Linked DNA regions of Homo sapiens: region 2 is linked to region 1. The links are chromatin loops, found by intact Hi-C in ENCODE. Cell type or tissue: endothelial cell of umbilical vein. All regions are shown on one strand.

Evidence for each region. Peaks named below come from ENCODE experiments on the same cell type or tissue, not always from the same donor. Only the 100,000 strongest peaks of a DNase experiment are listed, where the experiment ranks them.
Region 2: it touches region 1 in a loop (29-fold over the local background); 67 of 110 quality-filtered maps call a loop at or near these places.

What each region holds. Positions count from the first base shown.
Region 1 is chr1:202,342,512-202,345,011 of GRCh38, forward strand. No RefSeq gene overlaps it. Among named protein-coding and RNA genes, the nearest start is that of UBE2T, 1.8 kb to the left of the region's middle. In endothelial cell of umbilical vein, a CTCF peak has its summit at 1,443; no DNase peak of the experiment used is centred here; H3K4me3 peaks cover 5 bases.
Region 2 is chr1:202,718,830-202,721,329 of GRCh38, forward strand. No RefSeq gene overlaps it. Among named protein-coding and RNA genes, the nearest start is that of SYT2, 9.6 kb to the left of the region's middle. In endothelial cell of umbilical vein, a CTCF peak has its summit at 946 (motif pointing left); a DNase peak (open chromatin) is centred at 932.

The DNA.
Region 1 (2,500 bases):
CAGAAAGGATCCTTGCACTGGGTGGCAGTTTGGAATAGATGACTTTTTTTTTTTTTTTTTTTTTTTGAGACGGAGTCTCGCTCTGTCACCCAGGCTGGAGTGCAATGGTGCAATCTCGGCTCACTGCAACCTCTGCCTCCCGGGTTCAAGCAGTTCTCCTGCCTCAGCCTCCCGAATAGCTGGGATTACAGGCAAGCGCCACCACGCCCAGCTAATTTTTGTATTTTTAGTAGAGACGGGGTTTCACCGTGTTGGCCAGGCTGGTCTTGAACTCCTGACCTCAGGTGATCCATCCTTCTCAGCCTCCCAAAGTGCTGGGATTACAGGCGTGAGCCACTGTGCCCAGCTGGAATAGATGACTTTTAAACCATCTTCCAACGCTAGATGCATGGTACTTTCTGAACAAGGAAGAACCTGTTTATAGTTAAGCCAACCTTAACTTCTCAGAGCTGCCTCTGCCAGAGGCCAATGCTTCATGAGCGCTGAAAGATGGCACAGACCTGACTTAATCTAAAGCACATGGCTGGAACTTGACTAGCCTTTGGAAATGCTGTGGGTGGAAAAACAAAACAAGCAAAAAGCCAACCCTCATCTGACTGCTCTCAGCTCACTGTGTAGCTTTGGAACAACGATGGTAATACTAATAGTAATTTATTATTATTACTATTATTTATTACTATTATACTATTTATTACTATTATTGGTAACAGAGTAATAATCAGTCTCTTTCTAAACTTGTAAATCAGTATAATTTTGGCCACTGCAGTGATGTCTACATCTAGTCAAAACTGGTGTTAAGTGGCAAATGGTTCCCCATAGCCATTGTGTGGGGTGTTTTCTCTCAAGGGCACCACATGTTCACTAGGACTCTGTGATGCTCCCCTGGGGTTCCTCACCTTAGTTGTAGGAATAAACCAACTACAGTAGTTTATTAATTATTATAAAGTTGTGAAACAAACATAAGGAATCCCATTCTTGTCCAGTCTAATTCCAGTTTGCTGTTGGGGGTTTGCATTTATTGTTAGCATTTACTCAGCATTTAGTGAAGTGTTTTCTGTCATAATTGAGTTCCTGCTTATTTTACTACTGATGTTTTGTTTTAGTCCTTTCAATACCTGTCTTTATTTTCTTCCTGCCCCAATTGTAATTGTATCTCAATTACAGTTCTGTCTTCAGAACTGAAATTGATTACTTCCTTGGGTGGTTCTCTGAGAAATAGGTCTTAAAAATGTCTCTTAAAAAAGCAAGAACTGTATTGAGTCCGGTGGAAAAGAGAGATGGTTTGATAAAATAAGTAAATCCCTATAATTTTGGCAACAGAGAGGAAAGAAAAAAGGATAGAAGACAAAAGAGGAAGGAAGAAAAGGAGGTAGAGAGGGAGGAAGAAAACAAAGAGAAAGAAAAAAAAGAACCCCATACACTAAATGTACAGTTTCCATTTGTCCACCAGAGGGGGTATGTTAACTGGTGGGAATAGAGGCCAGGCTAAAAGATTTTCATAAACTTTTTACAGGTGTCATTGTTTTTAAAAATGGAGCATTCTAATGTTATAATTTATTTTTAAATTATAGCTATGAAAATTATTATTTTATGAAGGTTTCTTCACTTTACAACACATCATAGCAGGCTCACTTAGTACTTATAAAAGTATAAAAATTGTATTTTATTTTTATACAGTAGTATTTGTCAGGATTTACTCACTAGTATATGAAAATATATCTTATTTATTTTTATTTTTTATTTTTTATTTTTTTGAGACAGGGTGTCACTCTGTCGCTCACTGCAACCTCCGCCTCCTGGGTTCAAGCGCTTCTCCTGCCTCAGCCTGCCTAGTAGCTGGGACTTCCGGCGCCCACCACCATGCCCGGCTAATTTTTGTATTTATAGTAGAGACGGGGTTTCACCATGTTGGCCAGGCTTATATTTTCTTTAGAATAGCATACTTATAGCCAGGTGCAGTGGGTCATGCCTGTAATCCCAACATCTGGGGAGGCCTAGGTGGGCAGATCGCTTGAGCCCAGGACTTTGAGACCAGCCTGGGTAACATGGCAAAACCTCATCTCTACCAAAAAATACAAAAATTACCCAGGCATGGTGGTGCATGCCTGTAGTCCCAGCTACTTGGGAGGCTGAGGTAAGAGGATCACTTGAGCCCAGGAGGTTAAGGCTGCAGTGAGCTGTGATTGCACCACTGCAAATCTAAAGTGAGATCCTGTCTCAAAAATAAATAATAAATAAATAATAAAGGAATGGAGTACTTATTTAGGAAATTTAAATTACCATACTTGTTTAATGAGCTGATTGTGTAAGTTATTCTCAGAAAGCCCTAGTTGGGAAACATGTTTTAGAAAAAATAGGATTTCAATTTGAAAAAACTTTTCAAGTCATTAGAGGTAGATGAATGTTTTCATGGCATTTTTTTTGGCTGAGCCTGTAAAATTAATTAGATTATAATAATTATTACTACTTTCAATAATCATATAGCCAGAAGGTATATTCC
Region 2 (2,500 bases), 380 kb after region 1:
GCAGCCAATGCCCCTGACTTACCTTAGGTGGTGCTTTAGGGAGCTGCAGTCAAACCAAACTTATGAGGGGAGGGGCAGATAAGGACAGAGTACCCCTGGGGACCTTGTAAACCAGTCTTATTTTAAACATGCCAAGGCTCCATCTTCGGCAAAGCCACATGGCCAGTTTGGCAATAACCTTATTTCAAGTGTCAACTCAAATCAAATTTTCACCTTTCCTAAGCCTTGCTCTTTCTTCTCTAGCTCCATCACAATGTGCACGCACACTGGAACAAGAAACTTGAAACATTATTTTACATAGTTTCCTTCTATATTAAATTTCAAGCTCCTTGGGTATAGTGCAGTGTCCCCGTTCTATACAAATCTACAAAGCCTAGTAGGTGGTTAGTATGCTAGGCACATAACTGGGATCATCACTGGCTTAGGGATTGGCTCCACCTCAGGTAGAATGAGAATCCAAAGCCTGATCTTCAGTCTTAGGTCTACAGCCCAGTCCAGCCTGGGCAATAGCAAGACTCCATCACTAAAAAGATAAAAATTAGACTGGGCATGGTGGCTCACACCTGTAATCCCAGGACTTTTGGAGGCTGAGGCAAGAGGATAGCTTGAGCCCAAGAGTTAAAGACCAGCCTGGGCAACATAGTGAGACCTTATCTCTATTTTTAAAAAAACAGAAAAAAAGAGTAAAAACTAAAAAAAAAAAAAAAAAACATTAAATCTCCAACCTAATCTTCCAAACAGCAAGCAGGTTAGATATACACAATGAACTGAAGAATTTTGTGAGGGGCAAAACATTGCAGAAGATTAGATCCTGATGTCTAACTTCAGGGCAGGTCACAGACCAGAAACGGAATGGAGAGTGGCCTTAGGTATTCAAGTCTTTCCACCACCGCTTTCCCTCCCGTGGAACTAGGAGGGGAAGCAGCTCAATCCTGGTCCTCTGCTGCCCTCTTCTGTTGCTTATTAGAAGCTCCTCCTGGCTTGTCCCGAAGGGCCTGGAAAACAGCCACTTCCTCTCCAACATCCCATCCCACCTGCCCCACCCTATGGTTTCAGTATATTAGGGGATTGATATTACAAGCAAGAAAGATAACTGTGATTGCCATTAGTTCAGACTGGGCTACTAATTTGTCTTCCTGAGCAAAAAAGCAGTAGACTTGGGCACAGCCTTCCTTTTTTTTTTTTTCCTTTTTGAGATGGAGTCTAGCTCTGTTACCCAGGCTGGAGAGCAGTGGTACGATCTCGGCTCACTGAAACCTCTGCCTCCTGGGTTCATGCCATTCTCCTGCCTCAGCCTCCCGAGTAGCTGGGACTACAGGCGCATGGCATCATGCCTAGCTAATTTTTGTACTTTTAGTAGAGACGAAGTTTCAACATGTTGGCCAGGCTGGTCTCGAACTCCTGACCTCGTGATCTGCCCGCCTCAGCCTCCCAAAGTGCTGGGATTACAGGCGTGAGCCACCGCGCCCGGCCAGCCTTCCTTTTAAGAACGCTGGAGTTGCCCCCACATCCAAGGATCTGGCAGATATGGAGCATGCTCCTTATTTTGAACTCTAAAGCTAACAAGTTATCCTATAGAGGCAGATCTTTTTTTTAAGCTTACAAGTGAGGGCACAATTTTGCATCAAAATTCCAGCCTTCCACCCTCACCCACAGGGAAATATTACCTCATGTGTTACAAGGATTAAATAACATATGTAAAGCCCTAATAAGACTGGGCGCAGTGGCTCACGCCTGTAATCCCAGCACTTTTGGAGGCTGAAGGGGGCAGATCACTTGAGGCCAGGAGTTGGCCAGGAGTTCAAGATCAGCCTGACCAACATGGTGCAATCCCATCTCTACTAAAAATACAAAAATTAGCCAGCATGGAGGCACAGGCCTGTAATTCCAGCTACTTGGGAGGCTGAGGCGTAAGAATCGCTGGAACCCAGGAGGTGGAGGTTACAGTAAGCAGAGATCTCGCCACTGCATTCCAGCTGGGGCGACAGAGTGAGACTCTGTCTCAATTAAAAAAAAAAAAGCCATAAGAACAATATCTGGTAGTTAGTGCTATAGAAGTGTTTTGTTTTTGTTTTTGTTTTTGTTGTTTTTGAGATGGAGTCTCACACTCTCGCCCACGCTGGAGTGCAGTGGCACCATCTCGGCTCACTGCAAGCTCTGCCTCCCAAGTTCATGCCATTCTCCTGCCTCAGCCTCCCCAGTAGCTGGGACTACAGGCACCCGTCACCACGCCCGGCTAAATTTTTGTATTTTTAGTAGAGACGGGGTTTCACTGTGTTAGCCAGGATGGTCTTGATCTCCTGACCTTGTGATCTGCCTGCCTCGGCTTCCCAAAGTGCTGGGATTACAGGCATGAGCCACCGCGCCCGGTGCGTCTTTTTTTTTTTTTTTTTTTTGAGATAGAGTTTTGCTCTTGTTGCCCAGGCTGGAGTGCAATGGCACGATCTCGGCTCACTGCAACCTCTGCCTCCCAGGTTCAAGTGATTCTCCTGCCTCAGCC